Regions from separate parts of the Homo sapiens genome. Here regions 2 and 3 are each linked to region 1. The links are chromatin loops, found by intact Hi-C in ENCODE. Cell type or tissue: A673. All regions are shown on one strand. Each heading gives the region's core, and the rest is flanking DNA. Links, peaks and the distances in the headings are about the cores only.

Evidence for each region. Hi-C counts contacts between places; a loop is a spot of excess contacts. Peaks named below come from ENCODE experiments on the same cell type or tissue, not always from the same donor. Only the 100,000 strongest peaks of a DNase experiment are listed, where the experiment ranks them.
Region 2: a loop joins it to region 1, with 5 times the contacts of the local background. A loop is called at or near these places in 47 of 110 quality-filtered maps.
Region 3: a loop joins it to region 1, with 4 times the contacts of the local background. A loop is called at or near these places in 41 of 110 quality-filtered maps.

Annotation. Positions count from the first base shown.
Region 1 is chr20:52,309,577-52,314,809 of GRCh38, forward strand. All of the region lies in intron 3 of LOC105372666 (a long non-coding RNA gene), which reads left to right. Among named protein-coding and RNA genes, the nearest start is that of ZFP64, 120 kb to the left of the region's middle. In A673, for the core only: CTCF peaks have their summits at 2,750 (motif pointing right), 3,943 (motif pointing right) and 4,142; DNase peaks (open chromatin) are centred at 2,785 and 3,985; H3K27ac peaks cover 633 bases.
Region 2 is chr20:53,215,497-53,219,496 of GRCh38, forward strand. All of the region lies in intron 1 of TSHZ2 (teashirt zinc finger homeobox 2), which reads left to right. Among named protein-coding and RNA genes, the nearest start is that of TSHZ2, 250 kb to the left of the region's middle. In A673, for the core only: CTCF peaks have their summits at 1,787 (motif pointing left) and 1,999; a DNase peak (open chromatin) is centred at 1,785.
Region 3 is chr20:52,377,714-52,381,713 of GRCh38, forward strand. All of the region lies in intron 4 of LOC105372666 (a long non-coding RNA gene), which reads left to right. Among named protein-coding and RNA genes, the nearest start is that of ZFP64, 190 kb to the left of the region's middle. In A673, for the core only: CTCF peaks have their summits at 2,204 (motif pointing left) and 2,407; a DNase peak (open chromatin) is centred at 2,218.

The sequences.
Region 1 (5,233 bases), core at 508-4,507:
AATAATGGTTAAAGACAAAGGTACATCAAGGGGGGCTGGGACACTAACAGCCTTTTACATTTTTGTCTGTCTGTGTGTGAGAAGAAAGAATAAGATTATATCAAGTCACTAAAAAATACACTCCATATTTAGGGACAAAGACATTCCTATTTTCTCACTGTCCTAATTGAGCTCTATACATCTCCTTAATAAAGTCCTGCCATTTACCTAATGCCAGGTGTTATAAATACATTTAATCAATACTTCTGAGTCTTGACAAAAGAGCCATCTATCACTCTTGACCTCTCAAAGTCTAAGTAATAGGTCAGAGTTTATTACAATAAAACCAAAGGGGTGATCAAAATGTATTTTCTCCATTGGAATTTTATTGGGTTAGGTATTGCTTGAAATAAGCCATTAGTTGTGGCTGGAACATTTTTTGGGTAGCAAAATTCTCATAAGGGTGATTTTTGTATTGCTATTATTTGACTTGGAAGTGTTAAAAAGATTTGAATAATTGATGCCAAGAAGCTTCTTCCATAGAACATACTCATATTTGAGCAATTGAGATTCCTCCTGAGTCTTTGAGGTATATCAGGGGCCTGGACCTTTTGCAAATTTTTTATATCAGAGTTTTAAAGGGTGGGAACAGGGATACCTAAATTTTTGAAATTCTGATGCATGTCAAAGTGCCATATTACTGCCATGGAGCTTTTAAAAAGAACATAATATCCTCTGTGCATTTACCAGTTGCTGGGCTAGGCCTTAGGGTGAGACCTGTCCAATATGGTAGCCACCAGCCATATGAGGCTATTTAACTTTTAATTTCCATTAATTAAAATGAAATAAAATAAAAAAATTGTTCCTCCTTTGCATTAGGTACATTTCAAGTGTTCAGTAGCTACAGATGGCTAGTAGCTAACATATTGGACTGCAAAGATACAGAACATTTCCATCATCACAGAAAATTCTACTGGACAGCTCTGGATTAGACAATAAACAAGACAGACATGATTTCTGCCCTAATGGAGAAAATAGACCAGCCCTCTGCCTCCCCCCATCCACTCCCAACTGCCAATAAATGGACAAATCAACAATTAAGAATTTTGTTTTATGAGGAAAGCCAAGGTCTGTGATCAGGGCTGGCTATGTGGGGCCCAGTGAAAAATGAGAATGCATGAACCCTCGTTCAAAAAAAACTTAAGAATTTTAAATGGCTATAGCCAAACATTAAAGAAGTCCGGGGTCCTTCTGAGCACAAGTTGCACACTCAATCTGGCTGAAACAGACTAAAGCCAAGGGGCCTGGAGACCTTTTATAGTTAAGGATGTCACAAATGCTTCTGCTAGAAAGTGACAAATAATACGAGGTGAAAAAGATGAGAGAAAATGCAAAGTGTGTAGGAGAAGATTTTAGGCAAAGAGAACAGCACAAAGGACCCAGGAGGGAAAGAGGATGGCATATTCAAGAACCTAAAAGCATTCCAGAGTGGTAGAGGGAGGAAAGAATAGCGGAGGTCAAGGCTGAGATGATGGTCAGGGCCAGGGCCAGTGGTTGGGTCCTCGTAGCTGATGGTTGTGTAGGGTTGTGTAGTCATCCCCACACCCCGTTACAGACTCACTGGTGAGGCCCAGCATATGGCTTTATCTTCAGGTTTCATTTGTGAGGTTGAGAGCATCTCTAACTCGTAAGGAATTCATGCACGTCAGAATGAAATTCTGCTTTTTATTTTTTAAGACAAGGAGGGAGAGGCACAGGAGATGATTTGCTTTGATTCACGGTCTGGTGCAGGAGCAGGTTAAGGAAGTCGGGGAGAATGAGCAGGGTTCTGTGCACGCACGTGGCATTTCTAAGCCCCTGCAGATGCAGGGCTGGGCGGGAAGATTCCTGTCTCTCTCATGTGTCATAGGGAAGCATTGGCTTGCACGTGTTACTTCCCAAAAAGGTGTTTCATCCATAGAAATGCTGATTCTCTGGCTTCCCAATGCTATATTTAGAAATGACATTTACATTTCCACAGATCAACAGCTCCTGTTTGGATACAGTTCCAGGAGCTTTGCTGTGACAGTGAATGTGCTGGCTTTTATTCTCCCCTGTTTCCCTTTCTTAGCTGTGGGCAATTAGCAAAGTTAGGAGGCATTTGTCATTTGGTAGATGAAAATAATTAAATATGATAAATTCATATATTTTGAAAGAGGTCAAAATGAACCAGTATCTGTATCTTGACTTTCAAAAAGGCTTGGGGGAAAATTTATTCTATTTTCTGTCTCATTCATTTAAAGAATATCTGTATAGATTTTAGCTAAAGCATCCCTTAAACCCCCAAATCCTCCCACCCTCCCATGTTATTTTATTTATTTATTTTTGTTAATTTTGAATCTGAAAGTTTCTGATACCTTAGTAGCTTATTTATTGATAGTTCATATCCATAGAGAAATGTCTTTTATTCTGCAGTAAACCATTATTTCATTGAGGGTTTATACCTGTGGTATGTGTGTGCATATTATTTTGTGCCTGATGGAGTTCAAATATTCTAAGTATTACTCTGACATATTTCCATCTTAGCAAAATTATTCTCACAGCTATTGATAACAAAGGAAAGGACCAAATATCTTATTTCCTTGTCAAGAGGGTGGAAAAAATGGAAATAGTAAAAATAACCATTGGCTGCCATCAATCTACAGGATTATGGTCTACCTTTGGTAATAACATTCTACTTAGAGCCTCCTGAAACCTGATCAAGGGACCCCATAAAATTGTGAGCACATGTCACCATTAGAGGGCAGTGTGCACTCTCTCCAAGAGCCCATAAAAATTATGTTTCCTGCCATAGCTAAAAGGATTTGTCTGGCAAAGGGCAAACCCATTAGGCATAAACATTCAGCATTTTTTGCTGTTGCCTGTCATAATGAAAACAATGATTTGAAAGTTCTGATTAAACCTGCAAGATTTTCTATCTAGTGTATGTCTTCAAGCATATACTTTTCAAACTTACTTCTTTTGATGTTCAGCTGTGCTAGAAACGTGAGTTAGACCTGGCACAACTTTTTCAGGACTTTGGTAGGGAAAGCTCACTTTAATCTCAGTGACGAAGCTCTCCTTGGAATATAGATGGCCATTAAGTAACAGGAAAGTCTTTATCAAAACAACAGCAACCAAAGTTAGTTAAATTTTTTTTTGTTGTTGTTGTTTTTAGATAGGATCTCATACTGTTGCCAGGCTGGAGTGTAGCAGTACAATCATAGCTCACTGCAACCTCCTGGGCTCAAGGGGGATCCTCCTGCCTCAGCCTCCTGAGTAGCTACGACTACAAACATGGGCCACCACGCCTGGCTAATTTTTACATTTTTTGTAGAGATGAGGTTTCACTACGTTGCCCAGGCTGGTCTTGAACTCCTGAGCTCAAGTGATCTTTCTGCCTTGGCCTCCCAAAGTGCTGGGAATACAGGCATGAGCCACCATGCCCCACCCCCAGAAGATTAAAAAAAAGTCACTCTAAACTCCAAAATGTGTCCAAAAGTCCTCACCCACCAAAACCTAATACAAACATGAAGAATTAGTGAATATTTTTTCAGTCCTGTTTTTTCTGAGGAGCAAGAAAAAGAAATCTTTGTTTATATCACCGTTGGTAGGCCAGTAAACAAAGGCTAGAGAAGACATTTGTATAAACTTGAGAATTTGCATTTAAAACATGATCTACAGTTACTTTGTAGAATATCAGAATTTGATTCATCAGTGGGCATAAAATCATCGCGTTGGCGGTAGACCTGGAATTGGCAAAATTATGATTGCGTCAACGTGCCAGCCCACATCGGCTTCTTGTTCAGGTGTGAGATTGTAAAGGAAGGGTCTGCTAGACTCGTCTTTCAAAAAATTCAGCAAATAAATTGTTTGCTTTACAACTGCCAGCCGCAGTTGCCTCTGGCAGCGTTGTTTTTCTGCTGACTGCGACAGATTGAGCTCTTCTGCCGGAATTTCTCTAGAGGGCAGTAAGGATTCGAGGCTCTTTCCCTATTTTTCTGAAATGACGGATCATCGTTGTGCAGCTGCAAAGGTTAGGTAGTGCAGCACACGCTCTGGTGCTGGGGAGAGTGGCCGAACTCTCCAGAAAGGAGCCTCCTTGGCTTCCTGGTACGTCCTGCAAGCCGATATTTTGTGATAACCTGCAGAAAATCATTTCCTCTCTTCCAAAAGGAAATGGAAGGATTTATTAATAGAGTACAGCTATAGATACAACATATATGTATTAATGGTTGACCAAGGATTTAAAAATTAAATGGCTCCTGGGATCCTGCGTTGGAGGCTGGGTAAAGTCAACAATGGAATATCTGGGAAAACCAAACAGAATAGTTGGGAAAGAGAAATCTGTGTAATCCTGTGGTCCTCAACCAGGAACAGTTTTGCTCCCAGGGGACCTTTAAAGACATTTTTGATTGTTACAACTGCGGGCGGGGGTGGAGGTGGTGGGGGGCCTGTAGCATCAATTGAGTAAAAACGAGGCACGCTACTAAACATCCCATAATAAAAAATACAGCCCCACAACAAAGAATTATTCGGCCTCAAATATCAATAGTGCCCAGGCTGAGAAATCCCGATGCAAGCCATCAGGTAGCCAGGAAGAAAACGTGAAAATAGATTTTAGAAAGCTACAGAAAATTTAGTTTTTGTTTTCAGTTTCTTGGACTCTGAAGATGAAAAGCCAGAATGTCTGTGATATTCAGGATCGTTTTTCGTGTGCTTCCTGCATCAAAGCATGAAAATTGTGGGACCCAGGTGAATTTGAACCCACTGGGCAAGAGGAGCTGTTGAGGTGAAATGGCAGAGTGGCCCCTCACAGGTTCCAGCAGGTGGGGAGGACCCTTCTGTGCTGCTGGGAATTTGGGGCTGGGCATTGCTGGACTCTGTGCCATTCCCTAGTTGCAGGGCCACTAGATGCCTGACTTTCTCTTTCTCTTTCTCTTTTTCTCTTTCTTTCTTTTCTTTTCTTTTCTTTCTTTCTTTCTTTCTTTCTTTCTTTCTTTCTTTCTTTCTTTCTTTCTTTCTTTCTCTCTTTCTTTTTCTTTCTTTCTTTCTCTTTCCTTCCTTCCTTCCTTCCTTCTTTCTCTTTTTTCTTTCTCTCTCTCTTTCTTTTTCTTTCTTTATCTCTTTCTCTCTTTCTTTTTATATATATTTTATTATACTTTAAGTTCTAGGGTACATGTGCACAACGTGCAGGTTTGTTACATATGTATACATGTACCATGTTCGTGTGCTG
Region 2 (4,000 bases), core at 1-4,000, 910 kb after region 1:
AGAGTTCCATCATGGAGGCATCCTAGATTTTTTTTTTGCCTTTGGGAGGGGAGAAGTGAGGAAGAGACTATATTAAAAATGTAAGAAAGGCTGGGCACGGTGGCTCACACATGTAATCCCACCACTTTGAGAGGCCAAGGCAGGTGGATCACCTGAGGTCGGGAGTTCGAGACCAGCCTGACCAACATGGAGAGAAACCCCATCTCTACTAAAAATACAAAATTAGCCGGGCATGGTGGCACATGCCTGTAATTCCAGCTACTCAGGAGGCTGAGGCAGGAGCATAGCTTGAACTCAGGAAGCGGAGGTTGTGGTGAGCCGAGGTCGCGCCATTGCACTCCAGCCTGGGCAACAGGAGCAAAACTCCGTCTCAAAAAAAAAAAAAAAAAATTTAAAAAATGGTTTCATAGGGATGGGAAAAGAGGGGTCCCAGGCCTAATTCCCAGTCTTTCTCCTAGGGTTGAGCTCCTGCCCTTTTTCCCCTAAGGCCAAACACCTGTCTCTGATGTCTGATTCCTCTTCTCCCAGAATTCTTCATTTTGGCCAAGACCTTCTTCCCCAGTCAAATTCCCAGAGACTCATATCTGGAGGACAGAAAGGCACGACCTTAGCTCTTCCTCAGAATGAGGAATAGAAAACAGTGGGGGGCCAGCTCACTTTTTAATAAGACACTAGTATTTCAGCATTCTATGAAGTCAACACCCAAGGAATGTCCCTGTCATCTGTTCTCACCTTGCAATTGCTGGTCCTGTTGTCTTCCCCAGCCCTCTCCACACCTCACTTCACCAGCCAAGCCATTGTTGGCTCCTAAGCATTTCAGTTCCTGATGGAGGAGTAAGACAGGTAGTCAGGTAAAGCTGGAGTGAGGACAAATGGGACTGGGGTGGCGGAATCCCTGGCAGAAAGTCAAGGACGTGAACATACAAGGAAAAATAGGCCACAGCCAGAGCACTGAAGGCCACAAATGTGAACCCCTAGCTAGGATATGTCATTTTATGCCAGGCAAAATCAGGACAACAAAGGGTTCTCAAGCATAGGTGCGACCCAACCAACCCTTCACCAGCCAGGAACATTTTCTGGTGTTAATGCCATCTTAGAAAATGCTGTGAAAAGCTCCTTGCACTGAGCTAGTTTCTCATCCCCTGATGTTTACACCTCTCAAAGGTGCATGGAGCCCCACAATGTGTCACTCTCTGATTTGTCACCTGGAGAACACAGCGCAGACATGTTTGGCTGCTTTAATATTTCTCTATAAATCAATCCTCTTTCCCCTTAATCATGTGGGTTGTTCTTCTCTGAACTTGCTCCAATTTGTCTACATCTTGCTGGGACTGAGTTGTCTAAAAGTGAACACACCCTTCAAATGCGGGAACTCTCCCTGCAGCCCCTGGCAGCTCCTGGCGACTCACTTCACCGCCCGGAGAATTCCGTGCAGGGCTCCAGCGGTGAGCAGAGTTGGAAACGGCCCATCCCCAGTTTCCAAAGAGGCCGTGTCTTTCTGTTCCTGAGCGGGCCCGTTTGTTATTTTTAGTGTCTGATTGTCAGGCTGCGGCATTAGAAAGTCTGTGGTCGCATTACATATTCCAGAAAGTCACATTGCTGGTGATGTGCGGCTGTATCGATGGATGAGTAATTGCTCGCTGTCAGGCCCACCCGGTGAAGCTGTGTCCTCCCAAGTTGTGAAAGGGGGATAGTGCGAGAGCCGCACCTGCCGCGGCCCCACCTGTCTGCGCTTGGCCGATGCCAGCACCTGCAGCCTTTCGTACCAGCGCCCTCTGCTGGTCGGACGCCCCACTTCTGGGCGCTCAGGGAGCAGAAGGGGCCTGGCCTCACCCGACAGCCCCCTGGCTCTAGGCAAGTGAGATATTATTATTCCCATTTTAAAGACCAGATAACTGAGCCCCAAAGAAGCGAATATGTGGCTCACAAGCAGAAAGGGATAACAGATGGAAGAACAACAATAATCAGAACAGCAACGCCAGTGAACCGTTGCACATCACTTAATTTGCCAGGGGCTGCAAACCCACAGACAAATAATGGCAGAAAGTGCAGAGAGCCAGGCGCAATATAAGGAGTGGATGGGGACCATGGCAGATCCCTGGTGCTCAGTCTAGAGGAGGCAAAAGCGGTAAAGCTCTGCCACGCAACCACACAGGGCCAGTAACGTCAGAACTTCTCAGAAGGCATCTATCCTTAAGTGTGAAATTTCTCTGATTTTGAAACAATTCATGGGCCAAACAAAATATGGCTAAGGGCTACATTTGATCCACTGCCCCTGCTTGTAACCCCTGGTTTACACAGAGTTATCTGACTTACTATCTCATTTAAGTTTCACATAATCCTGTGATATCATTACTGGTTTTATCCTCACCTTTGCAAACAAAAAAACTAAGGTTGAAGGAAGTTATGCAAATCTAATTTATGTTAGAAAGGAGAGTCAGACCTAGGCTTTCACATCCCAAAGCATAGATTCTCCTCCCTGAACAATACAGACAAGTATTTTACTTTGGGAGAAAGGAGACTGGCTAGCCCAACACCCTCCTTTTTAAGAGTGAGAAAGCCGAGGCTCCTTTGAAGGAGCCGCAAATGGCAGGCTGCACTTTACAAACAGTCTCAAGTCTGGTTCTTTCAAGTCATGATGTTGTCCTTTATTCTGCACTAAATTTGTTTTCTAAAGACTACGCCTATAGGCTGAGGGCCTCTCACCTGTGATTAGAACATTTGCTTTGAGTAGCTTTCAAGGAACAGAGCTGTGTGTGTGCTGCACCAACCACATGGTCTCAGCTGGCACCTATTATAATTCAAATTGAGAGATGGGAAACATTGAGATGCATTAAGCAAGATCAAACTTTACAACAGTTGGCACAGGGGCAAATGAATTCGGCTTGCCGACTTATTTGTTCGGCCCACACAAACCACTAAATAAATAGATAATCGTAATAATAATGTACACAGCATTGCCAAAATTTGTCAATCAGGTGATTTCGCATAAAAATTCAATTTCTCATATTCTTTTGCAAAATCCAAACATCTACCGCATTGGTTCTATATTCGCAGATGACGAGATTAGCTGGAGCTATGTTGTTGCCACCTCTTTCCAGCAGGGCATTCACTCAGCAACTCTCCCCAATACCTACCTCTTTCTATTGTCTCCCTGAGGCCAAACATCACTAGCCATTTATCATTGTGTTTGGGTCTTTCTTTTCATAAAGAAAATGAGTTGTCTCCTATAGTAATGTCTCTCAAAAGTGAGAAAACAGACTGAGAATTCGAGAAAAATAAGAGAGAGCATCTTTCTTTACAGTGATGAAGATATTCTAAAATATTCATATTTATTGAACAATTTAGTGTTACTTTCCTTGTCTCTGGTCAGCACCTGAGTTTTCTACACCATTTTGGAGACTTTCTAATACAGTCTAGTATCTGTTAGTCTAGTAATATGAACTACCTAATACAGACTTAATCAGTGCAGTTTAATGAATCAGCTGATTCAAAACAAGATTGGGCAAAATGAGAACCACAGCTTGCTAAGCCCCCAGCTGCACTGTGGGTAGCCATTTCCAACAAGAAAACAGTTAGGTAAAAGAAGCTTTTACTGTGTCTCCCCCTTGGAGGCCTTTTCTCAGTATTTCCATAGAAAGCCAATTTCTCATTTCTCCATTGGCCCAAGACTTTCAGGTAAACACAGAGTCTATTGAAATGCTGTGAATTCCCCCATAAAAGCTGATGTCCTCATCCATCCATTTCTATGGCCCACCCCTGGCTTTTTAAACACGAGAACAATCTTAAGCAGTTTAGCCAACAACAAGAAATAAAATTTGTGAGGCTTAACATCTCCAAACAAAAAGCAAGTGGCAGTGTTGCTTTTTTCTTCTGCAGTTATAAAAGACTGAAAATGGAATATTCATCCCTGTTTCTGCATCATTTTGTATTAAATTTGTAACTACTGCATAGTTAGCACTATAACTTTCTATTGGTATGATTGAGATAATTATTGTTA
Region 3 (4,000 bases), core at 1-4,000, 68 kb after region 1:
GTTGGGTCTTGTCCTGGGTCCTGGGTTGGGTCTTGGTTTGGGTCCTGGGTTGGATCTTGGTGTGGATCCTGGGTTGGGTCTTAGTGTGGATCCTTGGTTGGGTCTTGGTTTGGATCCCTGGTTGAGTCTTGGTTTGGGTCCTGGGTTGGGTCTTGGTTTGGATCCTGGATTGAGTCTTAGACCAGAAATGACATTGATGGGCATTTGGTTATATTTGAGTAAGATCTGTAAATTACTGAACAGTATTATATTTATGTTAATTTCCTGCTTTTTAATAATTGGACTATAGTTATGTGAAATGGAAGCATTTTGGGAATCTGGAATCTGGGTGAAGAGTGTACAGGTATACTAGTTTTGCAACTTTTTTCCCTCTAAGTCTGAAATTATTTCAACATGAAAACCTAAAACAAACTGTAAAAATTTCATTTCTTCCTAGACCAATGGTTCCCATGTGGATCAATTATGCCTTTTGGGGGACATCTGGCAATGTCTGGAGAAATCTCTGGCCGTTGCAACCAGTGGGTAGAGGCTAGGGATGCTGCTACACATCCTACGGTGCACTGGGTGCCCCCAACAACAGAGAACTATCGGGCTCAAATATCATCAATGCTGAGATTGACAAACTGTTCTAGAACAACTGTTCTAGAACAAATATATTTTTTAAAAATAATATAAACACAAGGGATGTTAAGAGAATAATAATATAGGAGTTGTGTGACTATACTGCAGCTGCTATACAAGTGTCTGAACCTCATTAGAATTGATTCTGCATTTCTACCTGGGACTAACATTTTGGAGTCTATGAATTCAGGGGCAGTGTCATTCAAGGTTAGAGGTGCCAGGTGGGAAGCTTTGTGACTGCTCACTGCAAGTGGCCATCATTAGTAAACTATTTTCTTTCTTTCCCTTGGTCCAAAGCGAGTACATCAATCTGACCATTTCTAATGAGATATAGGATGATACTGCGTGGACAAGACTTGCTGTCAGCCACTGCCTGGTGGGCTTAGAGAAAGAAACGATCCTTCATTAATTAACCTTCACTTTCTATGTAGATTCACTCATTGAGATGCAGGTAATTAAACCAAGGTCATTTCAAGGACTGACAGGAGGAAAAAAACCCCAGCCGTTGGAAGGCGGTGCAGTTTTTTTGGGTAGAGGACTTGGAATTCTATTTTTATCTTGTGCAGAATTGTGGAATCGTCTTTTCTTGGCTTTTAAATAATCTAACCTTGTTTTAATGGGAGATTCTTAAATTCATCTCAAAACTGTATCTCAGAAATTTTTAAAGATTTAGGTTATTGTAGGTTATAGATAACCTCCTGTGGGTTTCAGGAATACATGTTAGGGCAAAAATTTAATTTAGGGGAGCTAAACCATGTAAAGGAAGGGAAATAGAATTATGTTTGAGAGACGAAGACCCATTTTATTGGAGGGAGGAGAGGAGTGCGATTGCTATTCTCTCAGTTTGAATTCTGCAGTTCTTGATTTTTATTGCTTGTAATATTGGGCCTGTATGATATATTATAGTGGTTAAGAACATGATTTAGAGTTGGGTAGATATGATTTCACGTCTTAGCTCTACCATAGACTCGGACCCTGGGTAATTCATTTCACTTATTTAGCTTTGGTTTCCTCATCTGTTAAATGGGTCTAATGCTGGTCCTTACTCTCAGGGTTGTTGGCAGGATTCACTGTAATAGCTAGAAAAGGATCCATTCTCAGGGTGCACATAGGGATGATAGTTACCTCTTAAGAAATGTTTGCTATGTGCCATGCGGTATTCCAAGGACTTTACTGCCTTCCATCAACCTTCTGAGTTAGGTTCTGTTATTGTATGTTTTATACATGAGGAAACTAAGACACAGAGAGGACAAATAATTTGCCCAAGACACCACAGCCATTAAGTAGCAGAGTTGGGAGTTGAACCTAGTTGGGTGGTTGATCTTTACACCCACACCATACCATCTCAAGTGCATAAACTGTTGGCTCTTATTATTAGTATCATCCTTCATTATACCTTAAAAATACATTGCTAAAGCAAATCCACTCAGGCATACTTTTCTCTTGGGGAAAAAGGTGGTTCTTGGGTGGTAGAATGAATGAGTTCCTTGAGGCCTACAATAGTCATATCACAAATTTAAGAGAATGCCCATTTGGCTTATTAATAAAAAATATGTAATTGCCATTGGGGCTTATCGCCACCTCGTGGCAGGCTGAGGCATGACAAGACAGCCTTGGCTGCCCTGTTGGCATTCCTGCAAATTTCCTTTTCTATCCGGGCCCTGAAAAGAAAATGTGCTTTGAAAAAAGATGTCTGCCATGTCACAGTCTCAAAGCCACTTCACCATCTGAAGGGAATGTATTTGGAATTGAGGTGTTACATTAAAGTTCCAGTATTACAATAGAAGCCAATGACATTTGGCTTATCAGTGTCCCTTAAAGGAGATTGTATGAATTTCTCCGCGTGCCTGGCTAAGCACTTTACCTTTAATCATAAAGGCGAAATGCTTAATTTGTTAAACATATACAGAATCAGAAGTAGGGCCATTCACTGTAGCTAATATCGCTTGCAGTTATTAAAGTCAGTTTTTATCTGTTTAAACAGATCATAAAAAAGTAAAATCTGAAATAAAGGACTAACTCCCTCCTTCCTATAATATTTAATACATATTCAAAATTCCGATTAAGAATCAGTGCAAACCAGAAGAGAGAGAATAGCTTAAAAGGCAGAAATAAAGTTTCAGTTTAACCACTATTTGTGTTCTAATTAAGGCTGGCCAACCTTTAAATGATGCAGTGTTTTTCATTAACTCACACGAAAATCATATCAAATCAGAATTCTTCCTCCACTACACCCCAACACATTCTTTGGTGTTTTATAAAACAGCAGGCTCATTTCTGTCCTGTCTTGACTACTCCCAACCATATGTAAGCTGAGGAAATGCCTCTAATTTACCACACTTTTGTTTCTCTTATTTTTTTTTGTTATTCTTACTCTTTTCTTCCATTTTATGATATGCAAGGTTCAAACAATCCTGCATGTTAGAAGCGAACATTACTCTGTGTGCAGTCTTTGGCTCTTGTAACATAAATGTAAACTGCTTGTCTTATGGCAGAAATACCTCTTAACCCTTCAATATTAATGTATTTTATTAATTTAAAAATTACAAAGAGGACTACTGCATGATTTTGTAATATTTCATGAAGACATGTATAGAAACCTCTATCCTTCCACTTCTAATGATATGGGAACACCAGTGTTAAGAGCTTGATGTATGTGGGTCTCTATTGTTGCCTGTGCCCATACAAAGACACACAGCATATATACACACATTTAACCTCCCTGTGCCCTGGCACCTGTTATCTGTAGAGTGAGGGATAATAATACAGATCTCCAATCTTTTTTCATACTTTTGAAACCTAAAAATCTCTGAAAATCAAAAGTTTTTTTATAACTCATTTGGAAGCAGAACCTGCCTAAACTGACATAAGGCTATTTATAGTCATTATTTATGGCAGCTAGTGAGAATGTTCAGATCTTTTAATGCAGAAATAGTAATGTTTTTGCCATCCCAGACCCCACTCGGCAGGATTAGATAATCCATGGTAAGTGCTTCTGGGGTAAGCAGCCTCCAAGATGACCCCCGATGATCCCCTCTTCCTGGTATTTATGCCCTTGTACATAACTCTCCCTGTGAATGTGGGCTGGACTTGTTGGCTTTCTCCCAATGAACAGAATATGGCAGAAGTGATGGAATGGCACTTTGAAGATTAGATTAGATGGGATGTAATTTTCATCTTGGATGCCTTCTGTCATCCTCTCTTGAATTGCTTGCCCTGGGGGAAGTCGGCTGCCATATTCTGAGGTAACTCTGTAGAAAAGTTCAAGTGGTGAAGAATTAAGGTGAGCTACAGCTCAGTGAGATTGAAAGCAGATGCTCCCAGCCCCAGTCAAGCCTTCAGATGAGACCACAGCCCTGGGTGGCATCCTGACTGTAAC